2 separate regions of the Homo sapiens genome follow, and region 1 is linked to region 2. A link is a contact called in ENCODE Hi-C or POLR2A ChIA-PET data. All regions are on one chromosome and are shown on one strand. Each heading gives the region's core, a stretch centred on a gene start or an enhancer-like site at or near the end of the contact. The rest is flanking DNA. Distances are from core to core; before and after follow the strand shown.

Region 1 (6,851 bases), core at 2,435-4,934, 170 kb before region 2:
GAAGGAATACTACCTAGCACCTGCGTGTGCCAGGTAAAACTCGGGATGGCAGCTAAGTCACAATCCTGCTGTCCAGGTGCATCCAATCTGGTGGGGAGGGTGGGTTCTGTAGCAGCACAGGAATGGAAATGTTTCCAGAGCAGAGCCAAAGTGCTGAGCAGCTTGTGTGGAAGGAAAGAAAGGGCTGATGAATTGGTGAGGGGGCATCTGGGGAACGGCAGAGAAGGAAAGAAAATGAGAAGATGTCATGGTGTGCCTGCTTCTTCCTGCCCCACTCTGGGAACTGTAGTGTCACTAACTCCGTGCAAGGCTCTCTCTCCCTGGCATTGCCCTCTGGTCACTAAATCACCTTCAGGTCCAGCCTCAAGCATCTTTGGCTGCAGCCTCACCCTCGGCCCACGCATCTCAAGCATCCCATTAAATTCTAGCCTCCCCAGGAGAGTGGGTGAGCTGGAATTTCACTCCCACTCCCTAACATCAAGAGACATAACAGATGTCTGGTTTTTCTTTGCATCCTCAAGTTTTCCTACCTCCTTCAGGGTGCAGAACATTCCTGAAGGGTGGAGAGGCAGAGGCTCCAAGATAGCATCAGTGTCTGTCCTCAGGCCACAGTGTCAGAGCTGGATGAACTGGGTTAGGGTAAGAAAGAAATTTGGGTTTGCTTGTTCTAAAAAAAATCTTGGTAGGGTAATTTTCTTGTAAGAAAATTGGCTTCTGTAGAGATTTAAAAATGGTATTGTAAAAACTGGTAAATATATTCACGGCAAGTTAATGTACTCTTCCTTGTGATTAGGCCCAATCAGATGTCATATTCCAGTTCATTCAGCGCTGATGGAAGTTCTTATAAAAACTAAAGCTAATTAAGTTTCCCTTTTCTCCCTCCCCACCCCATCATCAACTATGATTTCTTTGTTCACTGACGCAGATGTTAAAAATACATGGAAAATGTTTCTAAATTCTTTGTCATTTTAGGAGAAGATCTGTCATCAACAAAAAAATACTGGTGGGTAGAGCTGGAAAACAAAAAGGAATAAACAAAAAAACTTCAGGCATTAAAAAAAAAAAAAAAAAGTATGAGAGGCCTCTAGGTAATGATCACATTGGGAGTAGGTGGAGACATGTGAATATACATAGGCTGAGCCACCTTAAATCCCTCCCAGAAAGAGTCTAGGTATATAGGCGAGGGGGCCTGTTAGGAAATCACTGCAATGTTCTGGGAGGAGATGACAAATCCCTGTGAGGCGTGCGGTTGTAGAGACGCAGAGGAAAGGGTGCACAGGAGGCATTTTAAGGTGGAGTCAGCAGGACCCAGAGGCTGATCAAATGAGGGAGTGAAAGGAGAACAGAAGGGTCTGGGAAGCAGATTTGCTAAGGTTTCTCAGTGATGCCCATGAGGAAAGATGGGAGAAATATGGATTGGCTGCGAGAATGGTAAGGTTGTGTCACTAATGGGAGCAATGCACCCCAAAAGTATCAATGAATGGCCTGGTGTGTCTTCCAAGGGGGTAGGGGTTCCTGTGTTTTGACGTGGCTTTGTCTTAGTCAAGAGTTTTGTCATTGATTTGGATAATATAGAGGATGAGTTCACCACATTTCAGATGTCAAGAAGCTAGAAGAGATATCAAATCTAAAAGTGTCAAAAAGGATGAGAAGGGGGGTGGTGGGGGGAGAGGGGGGTGGTGGGGGGAGAAGAGAGAGGGAGAGACTAAATCTGAAAAGACAAAATTTAACAGGGCTACACGTGGATCCCAAATCTATCTGCTCAAGGTCAGGGAGTGGTAGCTTAGTAGCAGCACATATGAAAACAGTCAGGGACTTATTGATTATAATTTTCAACAGGAGTAAATATTGTACAGCATCTTCTCCCAGCCCTCAAGTGACTGTAGACTGCGCTGTCTGAAGCATGTGTTTCAGAAAAGGAAGGTGACAGCCTCATTCAGTTTTGTGCTGGTTAAATGGCAATGGATTATTGCTTTTGCTTGTGGACACAAGAGCAACATGGAGACATGGAAGCACGTTCAGACGAGAGCAAGCGTGACAGTGAAGAGGCTAGAGTCACCTGATTCCAACATCGTCATCACCACCATCTGTTGGGCGCTTACATCTCACAAAATCATCTCACAGCCTATGCAGCAGTCATTTCCATTCCCACCTTACCTACGAGGAAACTGAGCCTCAGGGGATGACATCACTGTAACACTACTGCTTCTGGCTCCACGGTTTTCATGAGGGAAGACATACCCAAACCCATGCTCTTTCCACCCCTCCTTACTGTGTCCTAAACCTCACCATCTGAGGGACTGTTGAGGGATGTGGGGATCCTTACGTTTCAGTTGGAATCAGACTCTGCCCCGTGCCCTGTCTCTGAGGTCCAATTTACTTTGTCCTGTCTCTGCTATACCTTACTCTCCTTACTCCAGCTGGACACAAGTTCTGGATCTCTTGTACCAAATCAGACCTCCCCAACTCATGTCTTCTACCGAAACAGACCTCCCTGATTCGTGATCCTGACATCCACTGGCATTGTGAGGGGCTACTGCCTAGGACACCGTGACCACATCCTATTTATCACTTTACCTCCTCCCCAGGACACAGTTTTCCTAGACCACTTCTGTTATCCAACCTCACTTAGACCAGGGCTATACAGTTATGACAATCCAACTTGTTTAGCAAGAAGACAGATTTAGCATTTCGGGTGGCTCCTGGGCTGGACAGGCAGAGCTGGGGCCTGGATAAGAAATGGATCCCCCCAGGAGAGACACAGGGACCAGTTCCTAGGTGCTCAGAGAAACCGGAGCGGAAGAGTTGATCCACTGGGATCAACTTATAGGGTTCGGTGGCTGACTGGACATAGTTTCTAAGGAAGAAATGGGAATCTGGTTTAGAGATAGAGGAGACTATTGGTTCTTTTCAGGTTGATGGTAGAAGAATTATGAAAGCTGCTTCAGGGAAACACAGATCTTCCCTTTCCTGTTACATACTCATTCCTAAAGAATCCTAGTTTAGGGCCTGGGAGATTGGACACATAGTTAACAGAGACACAAGACTTGTAACCCAGGAGTCTGGTGGTTCCCACTATGTGTGAGTCTGTTTTTGAGCCAGCATAACATTAAAGTAGACTCAGCCTCTTTTGGCTCTACCCCCAAAGAATCTGCTGTCCCCAAAGGCATTGTTTAGAGGCAGGCGACAAAGTACAAAATTCTTAGGGGTGGTGAAGGAATTTATAGAGCTGCCTCTGAGAACACTTGCTCAAATCAGGATCGATGTGCATGTTCCCTGGTGTTCTCGCCCTGCCCCAGCCTGTCACTGGCAGGCACTGTCTCTCCATTCTTCCCACCCCAGCCTGGCCTCTCTTGTGCCGAGTAATCCTGCTCTGCCTGACACGTGCTTTTCCATGCTCAGCGAAGCAAGGCCGTTGACAGGCCCAGCCTCCTTGGGAGATGGTTTAATGTGTTGCTTTTGCTACTCAACAATGCCCTGTGGAGTATTGCTCACTCCTATTTGTATAAACAACCCCCTCATGTATCTCTTCCAAGCACGCACAGCATTCTTTCCCTGGCAGTTTTGGTTGTAACTTTGTCTCTTTCAGTACAGAAGCTGAAGTGGGTGTGGCTGGGAAGGCCTGAAGTTACTGCAGAGCTAGGATTTGAACCTGGGTTTTGTGACTCCCAGTCTAATGCTTCTTCCACAGTATCAGATGGTGTGGGCTGCAGGTCTCTGCAGGTGAGGGCTTCTGGCTCAGCTGCTGGGGAGTAAGCACCAAGTAGGCACTTGGGCCAGGTCAGTGTTTCTCAATGTTTTATCATGATTGCCCCCCTAAAGAGTCTTTCTAGACATTTTTACCCCCTAATTGTCTACCCGTGAAGTTTTAGCACCAGGGATATACTGCACCCTGTTTGTGTACTGTATATATATGTGTGTGTGTATATATATATATCTGCTTTATAATAAAAACTTTTTTCATCACCCACCTCAAGATACAATTTCACCCTCTTGGGGGCAATATGGCCCCTATTGATAACGCAGGGGCTCAAAGTGATTCTCAGAGTGAGGGCCTCGGACCAGCAGCGGCAACATCACCAGGAATTTGTTAGAAATGCAGATTGTAAGTCCCGCTCTAGACCTATTGAACCACATCCTTGCGAGGTGGGGTCCAGCTGGCTGTGACTTAACAAACCCTTCCGAGGATCCTGGATTTGAGATAGGGGAGACTATTGGCTTTTTTCAGTTTGATGGTAGAGGAAGAATTAGGAAAGCTCGCCTGAGAGAAACACCAATCTTCCCTTTCCTGTTAATCACTTTCTTAATTAATTGTAATCATGGTCAGGATCCATTCTCTTTGATCCTTCAGCTCTTATTAAACACCTAGTGTGTGCAAGGCATGTTGAGCTCTGTAAAGATCATATTTTGGCCGGAAAGAGCCAGGTTCTACAGAGCCTGAATCTTAGATATAATTTGGAGGTCCTCTTTAAGAAAAAAAATACATCATGAATACATAATTGTGTGTTGGGGGAGAGGAGGTTGAAAGGGGCTTGTGCAAGTGAAGGATCTTGACACCTAAGCTCCATTGGCTCCATGGCAAGTCAGCTCACTGCTGAGCCCAAGGGAGGACCCTGAAGGTGGTCGCACAACAAAGACAGGCAGATGGGCAGGGCTGAGCTCCTGCCAGCCAGGCATGTGAAGGTGTCTGCGATGGAGACAGGTATGCATTTGGGGAATAGAGTGGGGAGAGCATTGTGCTGACCTGGAGCCTGGGAAAGGCATATCATGGGAGGTATCCAGAGGGCTTTGGAGAGGTGTACCAGTAGAGACAGGAAGGGTTTGGAAGAGCGGCGGAGCACATTGCTTCCAGGAGGGAGGAAGATGAGAGGATGTTTCCATCTGACGGTTTCAAGGCATTTTCTAGATGCTCCCCATAGCTTGAAGAGAGCCCAGACAAGCTCTCCCTGACTGGTCATTGAGCATTATTTGCTGTGGAGGGCAGGAGCTGCATTTCCCAAGAAGGTCTTTGGGCTCAGAGACCCCTTCTCCTTGCCCAATAAACACAGCCTGACTTCCCCCACTTCCCCATCCATTCCTGAGAATTAGTGGCTGCTGACAGATTGTCCCACCACGGGTGGCAGGGGAGGGGAGGAGTGGTGCATCACCTGCCAGCTTGCTCTGACGGGGGAGCCATTTGTCATTCGGTCGGGGGTGAAGCATGAACTGCATTTAAAGATTTGGATTTACTGCACACTGACCACTCAGGCCAGCCTTCTTCGTGGCTCAGCTGCCTTGGAATGAGAGCTGCCTATTATGTCTTCCTCAGTGGCAGCTCTAACTACTGCCATCTTCCCAATGGACACCTCCAAGGAACCAGTTACTTTTGTAAAAGGCAGTGCATTTGTACCTCACGGACTTCATCATGTCCATCAATCAAGATTTACTTTAAAAGGGCCGGGCGCGGTGGCTTATGCCTGTAATCCCAGCACTTTGGGAGGCTGAGGCGGGTGGATAACCTGAGGTCAGGGGTTGGAGACCAGCCTGGCCAACATAGTGAAACCCTATCTCTACTAAAAATACAAAAATGAGCCGGGTGCAGTGGCGCAGACCTGTAATCCCTGGAGAGATTGAACCACTGCACTCCAGCCTGGGTGACAGAGGGAGACTCCATCTTAATTTTTTTTTTTTTTTTTGAGGGGGAAGACTTCTGTAGCAGGGCTTGGGTTCTCTGCTTAATTTTGTGAGTATTCGTCTAAATTGTGCTAACGCATAATTAAGGTATTCGGAGTTAGTCTTCTCTCTGGAATGATATACAAGAATTGATTTCAAACAGTCAGACATCTTCTGTTTTATGAACAGAGGTCTTGATTTATAGTGTTGGACTTTCTTTGCCTGCCAGGAAAGCCTGATATCTTTTTCTGTCATTCTTTCCCTTCCTTTTCTCCCTCTCTCCTTCCCTCCCTTGTTCAATGAGCTTTTATTACGTGCCAGGCACTTCTCTGAGCACTGGAGCCAAGGATGAATAAGACAAGGTGTCCAACTGTAGATGACTGCTTGTAAAGATACAGAAACAAAGAGCCTTAGAGGAAGTGGTAAATCCCACAGAATGGATCTCTCAACTTCAGAACTATTGACATTTTGGGCCACATGATTCTACTGTGAAGGCTGTCTGGTGCATTGTAGGATGTTTAACAGCACCCCTGGCTTCTCACTAGATACCAGTAACATCCTCTTCTCCAGCTGTGCCAAGCAAAGATGCCCCCAGATATTGCCAAATGTCCCATGGGGTGAGGGAGCGAAACCATCCCAGTTGAGAACCACTGAGAACCACTGCCCTAGATCCAACTCGTGATAGGGATGAGAAGGCTTGGGTTTCTGTCCTGGTTCTGCAGCAGGGAGCTATGTGGTCAGAAGTAACTTAATCTCCTCAAGCTTCCCTTTTCTTATCTGGAAAAGAAGAGTTGAGAAAAATCCCTTCTAAATCCCACGAGTCTTGGAAATTTTGCATTTGTCTGCTATAATATATCAGAGCATATGTTCTGGAAAGGTAGGGACAGAGTTTATGCTTGACCCTACGCTTAACATGCCTAGAATTACAGAAACCTGTAATCAGTTAACAAAGACTTGTAGATGCTGACTGTGTGTAAAATAAACAGGGCCTGTGATTAAGAAATTTACATTCTTCATGGGGAAAGAAAATCCAGTCCCAAGACAGCGTGCTTGGGTTCTGGACTGCTTGGGCATGAATCCTGGCTCTGCCTCATGTGGGCTGGGTGACTTTGAATAAGTTACTTACTCTCTCTGAGCCTCAATTTCCTCATCTATAAAATGAAGATGATAATAGCCACTTCAGCGTTGCTGTGAAGTTT
Region 2 (7,228 bases), core at 2,879-5,378:
GGCTTTGACTTACAGGAATGTTGTGGCTGGTTTGATCTTCTGTCCAGATCACTGAAACTTTCTCTACCTCAGCAGTAAGGCTTTTTTTAAAAATCATTCATGTGTTTACTGGAGTAGGACTTTAAATTTTGCTTTTTTTTTTTTATCATTCGTGTGTTTATTGGAGTGGGACTTTAAATTTCTTTCAATAACTTTTCGTTTGTATTCATAATTGACTGGTGTAAGAGGCCTAGCTTTCAGTCTTTCTCTGCTTTCGATATGCCTTTCTCACTAAGCTTAATTGTTTTTAGCTTTTGACTTAAAGTGAGAGATGTGTGACTCTTCCTTTCACTTGAACACTTACATGCTACTGTAGGGTTATTAATTGGCTTAATTTCAATATTGTTGTGTCTTAGGAAATAGGAAGGCCTGAGGAGATGGAGAAAGACAGGGAATGGCTGGTCAGTGGAGCAGTCAAAACGCACACAACATTTATTGATGAAGTTCACTGTATTCTATGGGTACAGTTCATAGCACCCCAAAACAATTATGATAGTAACATCAAATATCACTGATCATGGATCACTAAAACAGATATAATAATAATAAAAAAGTTTGAAATATTGTGAGAATTACCCAAATGTGACATAGAGGCACAAAATGAGGACATGGTGTTGGCAAAATGGCAGCAATAGACTTGAGCAGGACTGCCAGAAGTCTTTACTTTGTTAAAAAACAGTATCTGCAAAGCACAATAACACAAAGCACAATAGAGTGAGGTGTGCCTGCATTTACTTCTGTGGCTCACATTATATTTCTGCTGGGTAGTGGTCGTCCAGATCCCTCCAATTGCCTTTAGCACTTCTTAGCAGCAATCTTCTATGACTACTTAGATACTTTAGAATATGCATTGACAACTTGGATTAGCTCTAAGCTTGGAATTCACAGCCAGGTAACGCAACAGCTGAGGTGTTTGCTTTATATAAGGACCTGTGAAAGCAGATTGGCAACTGCTAAAATAAAAACCAGAACCCAGGCCAAGACCTCACCCCAGTTCACACCAGCAAAATCTCAGAAATTCCCTTTATGTTTTTGCTAAAATCAACAATTAATGAAGCCAAAAGTCTGACACTGATAACTGAAAATAAGCATTTTTTTTTTCTTTTTCTTTTGGGATTTCAAGTACAGAAAGACAAAGATAAAATGAACTAATAATCTAGCCCTTTCATAAAAACAAAACCACTTAGATTAGCAATTATGCCAATTTGGGTCCTCTGAGAAGCAGATGCCAAGACAAGGTTGATTTTGCTAGAGACGTGTTGGGAGAAAAGACTGTGAAGGATAAGGGGGTAGAAACAGGAGATGGCAGACAGCCTTCAGACCATGTGTGCTGACCTGCCACCTGTGAAAGGAGAGAGGGAAGGAAGAACTGGGCAGAGCTCCTCGGACTGCAGCACATTCCTCAGAGAATCCTGGCCAGGTCCACAGGAGTCCCTGAATGCAAAGGCTGCTTGTTGCAGGCAGCCTATGTCCAGCAGGAAGGGGCTAGCACTTGTTCCCACCACAAGCAGCCCAGGGGAGGTGTGGCCTTGATACCAATAGGGAGGCAGGCCCCAAGGATGCTAACTGGGGCTGGCAGTCAACTCTGCTCCCTTTGGCATTTCCTCTTGGAAGAGAGCTAAATGGTGCACTGCCACACCATCAGAGAAATATTGATCTCCAATATTGGATATTGTTTCAGATTTGAGGTTAAATTTACAAGCCCATATGTCCTTGTGTTTTTCTCCACACTATGTGATTTGGTGAAGAAACTGGGTACTTATGTAAACCAATGTACTGACCAGAGTCACAACACCAGATTCTATTAGTCTTGGCTCTGCCACTCTCTAGACACTTCACTTACTTCAGCCTCAGTTTGTTATGGATAATGATATCCACCTTGTGAGGTTGTTGTGATCATTAAAAAGGATAACATGTGAGACAGTGTTTCACAAAGGTAAGATTGTTTGACCACTTTGTTCATATCCTGATGGTCCCACCTGATTTCTGGAATGCTAAAGAATTTCAAAGGCAGGTAATGCCATGTTGAATTTTCTCAGCTATCAGAAAAATTTGGCTTGAAAATCATATCTACCTATGAAAAGTCGTCTGAAACTCATTCTAGTTGATCCCGTTCGCACAACATTCAGGGCTTTCTTGCAGTTATTTCCTCTTACAGCACTTCCTGCAGACATTTCCAAGGAGGAATCCTTCACTCCACTCCAGTCTCTGCTCAATCGATGTCTCCTCCTAGGCCTGCCTTCGCCAATAGCAGCTCCATCACCTTTTGCCCTCTCCTTGCTTTGTTTTCCTTCATAGTACATATAAGTTCTCGATATTATAATGTTTAACTATTAGTTGATGGTAGTCTTCCTTATTAAAACATAAGCTTCATGAGGGTAGGGCTTCCTCTGTTTCATTCACTGTTATATCCTTTAGAATGCTACCTGGTGTCGGGTAAGGAATTGACTTTTTTTAACTGAATGAAATTCACATGTGGTTTCCAAAAGGAATGAAATGGCAAATGAGGAATTTTTCATGAATATCCTGGTCTACCTTAATGGTAAGTGGGAGAGGAAGAAAGACGCTAATTATAGAATACCTCAGATGGGTTCAGCCTCTTCCTCAGTCAGACCTTTCACCGGAATTGCTGGCAAGAAGCAAATGGACAGGTTTGGCACTCATCATTCTTCCTTACTCAATTTCTCTAGGGGAGGTGGGCAAGGGTTTTGTAAAGACTCATGGTAATCATGTGGTAACACAAAACTGAGTAAGAGCCCTGTCTAGCCCACCAGTGGGACACTCAGCCTTTGAGGGTCAAGAATGGTTTTGTCTGTTTTAGCTTGTCCTGTAAGTCATGAGCAAAGACACAAGTTGTGGTGCAAAGAAGAGAAAATACTTGCTTTATTTTGACCTAAAGGGCAAAACTGGCATCACAGAATGGCTGACGCCTACTGCTTAGGTCTATCCTGCAAAAAAGGGGCTATCACTGAGGGAGGAAGAGTTGTTCATCCTTCTCAGCATTCAAGCTGAGGGTAGTGTCAATCTAGAAATGTTGTAGAGGTGGTTACTGGCTGAGTGTAGGGGGTTCAGACTAGGGGAACTTTGTAGTCCTTTCTCATTTACTGATTCTATGAATTTGAGTCATCTCTGAGCTAACAAATTGTTTACTTAGAAAGTCAACAGAGAGAAAAAGGGACATGGGATCATCAAGCACCCAGATGGAATGCAATAAACTCTCATACTGGTTTATTTAAGACAACTTCCTCTTGTCTTAGCCAAGAAATAATCTGTGGATCATCCTCAGTTTGTAACTGCCTTCAGAGTGATCTATGTTTTCTGGGAGAGAGAAAGCTTAACCCCAATCCCCCAGGACTGCAGGGATCCCTGCAGGTAGAGGGGGGACAGTCTGCCAAACACAGAACCCCTCTGAGAGAAGAACAAAGGGCAGAGCTGAAATTCCAGCAGTCATCTCTCCTTAAAGGTTGCCCTTGTTGCCTCCATTCATGGAGGAGAGAGTTGGCCCCATTCACTCAGCAGCACAAGTCTGATTCTCCTGATAGTGTGGTGAGTAGACAGTGCAGAGGGCCTGGGAGACAGAAGACCCAGGTTCTATTCCCAGTTCCACCTCTAATTCACTTTATGACCTTGGTCATGTTGCTTGACCTCTCTGGGCCTCAAATTCTTTTCCAGAAAATGAGAAGATTGATTTAAATGATCTCTAAGGCTCCTTTGTGTGTATGTGAAAATATGACTGGGGGATTCAGGGAAGGCTGGGTACTTGTTCCCTTTTAGAGCTGTCTCTGAAACGCAGCTTAGCATTTGGCACTGGGGGTGGGAAACAAAACAGAGAATCAGCCTTGAGATGTGACAGACCTGTGGGCTGCCTGTCCTGTCTCCTTCACAGGGCTCTGGGGCGTCTCACATTTCCTAGAGTGTAGCTGCCTCATGGAAGAGGGCAGAAGGCCTGGTGACAAAGCAGCAGATCTTGTCAGCTGACTCCCCTGCCTTCCATCCCCCCACTGACCTCGGAGTGGTGAGTCACGCTTCGTCACCCAGGGTTACTGGCAGCAGGCCCCACACAACTTCTTCAGCTTGTCAACACCCAGGATAGAATAAATCATCAGAGACCCATTTTTAGCCAAGAGTGAAAAATGAAGTCACCAGGAAAAGCAATAGAAGATGCCAATTAGGAATGCAAATAGGAAGCGAGGGTTTGTTGAAGGACAGGGTTATCTTCGCAGGGAGCCAATCCCCGGAAGGCTGCAGGCTTCTGGATTTGCAGTCTGAGTTTGCAGCATCTGGTGAGGAGGGCTCTGGGAAGAGGCCCACAGCTGGGTGGGAGTGACCACAACACTTCCTGCCCTCTTCCACTTTCAAAACCACATCAGCCAGGCTGAGGGATCTTAGCTTCTTCTTGCTCCAGGAAGTGGGTCTTAGAATTATCACATCACAGGGAATTAGGAGGGAGATGCTGAATTCTCTAATCTAGTGACTTTCCTGTCTTTTGTTCTGTTTTATTTTAGGAGCAGGACAAACAGGGAGGGGAGGGTTTGCAGCCTGCAGGCTGAGCCTCCCTCTCTTTTTCTTCCCTACTCTGGGCTAGACTAATTTGTCTCAAAGGCTCTTCCGCTTTTACCATTCTGTAGTTCATTGTCAGATTTCAAAATAACACATTCCAGCAGTGTTGAGCATGTGGGCAAATTCTGATGAAATAATACCATTTCAGTAAAAAGAAAAAAACCCGGTTCTGTCACTTTTATTAGCTATGGGATCATAGTTAAACCTCAATTTCCTTATCTGTAAAATGAAGAAAATAAAAGTACCTATCTCAGAAGGTCTTTGGGAAGATTGAATTAAGATAATAAAGGTCAACTCTTGCTCAACACAGTCCTATCCATAAACATAGGCAATAGTGTTGCTGAATAGAAAATAAAAGCTGGTGGGACCCACGGTCTCCTAGGGAGACAGTAGGAGCCGGGTGCTGCTCCAAAGTCTGGGGGCCCATTCTATGCTCTGTGGGTCTCCTGAAGGGACTCAGTGAATTCTCGGAGGAGACACCTTGCAACACGTTCCTGTGCAAATCCTGCAGGAAATCTAGGGGTTTCTCCCTGGACTTGGTTGGCTTTAACCCCTTCTCCTGGCCTCGTGTATGCCCCACTTCAGGAGGGAGGACAGCTTCAGTAAATGCACTAGGATCCAGAGAGGTAAGTAGCAACTTGTTTATGCAGCCATTCATTTATTCACTCATTCATCCAGCAAAGACTCTGTACCCATCTATACGTGGCAGTGCAGCCAAGGCTGGGAGGATTCAGAGATGACTGAGCCTGGGTCTTTCTCTTAGCAGCTGTGGGGAGGGGCCAGCTTCCTCGGGGCTCAGCTTTTTTCTCAACTCCCACCTTGTCTCCTCCCTCTCCTGCCCATTAGTCTTGGGCTCTGGTGATTTTAACTTGAAAATGACCCTTATATTCATGGGCCTCTTCCTCCTAGGCTGCTACTTGAAACCCCAGAAGTGGGTGAGATTGCCAAAGGACAGAATATCCGGAAAAGAGAATTTACATCAGTGTGAAATCTTGGGAAATGTGTACATATGAAAGAAGGATGTAGAAAAAAAAAAAAAGGCTTTGGAGGGGGCAGGCACTGGTGGATGTCCAGGTGTTACACAGGGGGTGGGGGAGCCCAGCTAAGGCTGCTGGATGATGAGTAGCCTGGGGAGCAGCACACAGGAGCAGGTAGGTTTGTGCTTTTAAGAAAAGCGGACTGTCTAAGCAGGTAGTCAGCCTCAGGCTGCAGATAGGACAGTGGACAGGGTTCGGTGGCCAGAAATTCTCGGGGCTGGATGATTCTCAGAAGTCCAAAGCTGGGGAGCAGCATCAGATTTCAGGCTTCTGCCTCTGGCCAGACCCCAGTCCCGGCAATGAGGCGGAGTTCTGCCAAGAACAAGGCAGTTTCTAGTTCTAAAGTGGTGGAACAGGATAAGGATTCAATTTCCCACACTGGGCATTCGGTTAGGGCCAGCCCAGCAGGGAGGGGGTTGGCCTGCAGGCACAGATCTGGTGGCCTCAGCTGGGGGAGAACAGGTCTGGCAGGGGTTGGGAACTAGGCTGGGCTGATGTTCCCAGAGAAAGGTAAACACAAGGAAGTACGTCTGAGGTAGAATTGATTAACTGGGTTGTTGGGCTAGATTGATTGGAAGATTGTGACCTTTGCCTTTGATATCATCGTGGGCCAACCACAGGGAGTATCTTCTCCTCATTCAGACACAAGTGCATAGACTATAGGCCCATCAAACAATATTTTACAATTGACAGATGTCTATGTCTGTGATTCATCTGGTCCTCATCCCAACCTTGTGCACGAGGAAGGGGACGTCACATTTTCTCCATTTTGCAGATTAAGAAACTGGGTCACAGTCAGAGAGGGGAACTTGCCTGAGAAGGCAGCTGTAGGCCAGGAGCCAGGATGGGCATTCAGGGCCAGGCTCAGGCTACAGTTCCCTGGGGCCTCTCCGGTCTTTTTTTTTATTTTGGCAAAAGGAGGATAGTGGTTGAAGGTAGACTTCAGGTCCTGCCCCTTCCCGACTTGCGTGATCTGGGGCAAGTTGCTTACCCTCTCAAAGCTTCCATTTCCTCATTTTTAAAGCTAATTAATTAATTAGTTAATTAAACACATAAAATTGACATGTAATAATTGTACATATTTATTGGGGACACAGGAGTATTTTGTACATATATACAATGTATACTGATCAAATCAGAGTAATTAGCATATCCATCACCTCAAAGATTATCATTTTTTTGTGTTAGGAACATTCAAAATTCTTTCTTCTAGCTATCTGAAAATACACCATAGATTTTTATTAACTACAGTCACCCTACAGTGCTGTAGAACACCAGAACTTACCCTTCTAACTATCTGTAATTTTGTGTCCATTAACCAAACTTTCCCTATTTTCCCCTTCCTCCTACTCTTCCTACCCTCAGAGAACCACAGTTCTACTTTCTACTTCTATGAGCTCAATGTTTTTAGCTCCCACGTATGAGTGAGAACACATAATATTTATCCTTCTGTGCCTGACATTTTTTCCCTAACATAATGTCCTCCCAGCTCATCCATGTTCCTGTGAATGACGAGATTTCATCCTTCTTTATGGCTGAATAATATCCCATTGTGTGTGTGTGTGTGTGTGTGTGTGTGTGTGTGTGTGTGT

The links. Hi-C counts contacts between places; a loop is a spot of excess contacts on that map. ChIA-PET counts read pairs that join two places held with the same protein, here RNA polymerase II (POLR2A). Pooled maps may share reads with other maps.
Region 1: a map of IMR-90 shows a loop between it and region 2 (5-fold over the local background). The contact joins the promoter of LIPC-AS1 here to the enhancer-like site in region 2. A Hi-C loop is called at or near these places in 5 of 168 maps with a recorded cell type or tissue (IMR-90, PC-9, ascending aorta and 2 more) and 12 of 50 pooled maps. POLR2A ChIA-PET finds 5 or more read pairs at or near these places in 1 of 52 experiments (AG04450).

The regions. Positions count from the first base shown.
Region 1 is chr15:58,495,568-58,502,418 of GRCh38, reverse strand. LIPC-AS1 (LIPC antisense RNA 1) reads left to right here and starts at 3,684. Exons shown (of 3, transcript NR_120338.1): 1 at 3,684-3,780. All of the region lies in intron 1 of LIPC (lipase C, hepatic type), which reads right to left.
Region 2 is chr15:58,329,176-58,336,403 of GRCh38, reverse strand. No RefSeq gene overlaps it. Among named protein-coding and RNA genes, the nearest start is that of LIPC, 99 kb to the left of the region's middle. RefSeq lists enhancers at 3,880-4,174, 3,331-4,530. Within about 2 kb of position 4,128, at least 36 of the 41 ENCODE cell types and tissues checked have a DNase peak (open chromatin) inside an H3K27ac peak, as active enhancers do; they include IMR-90, PC-9, ascending aorta and 2 more, where a contact is called at or near this core.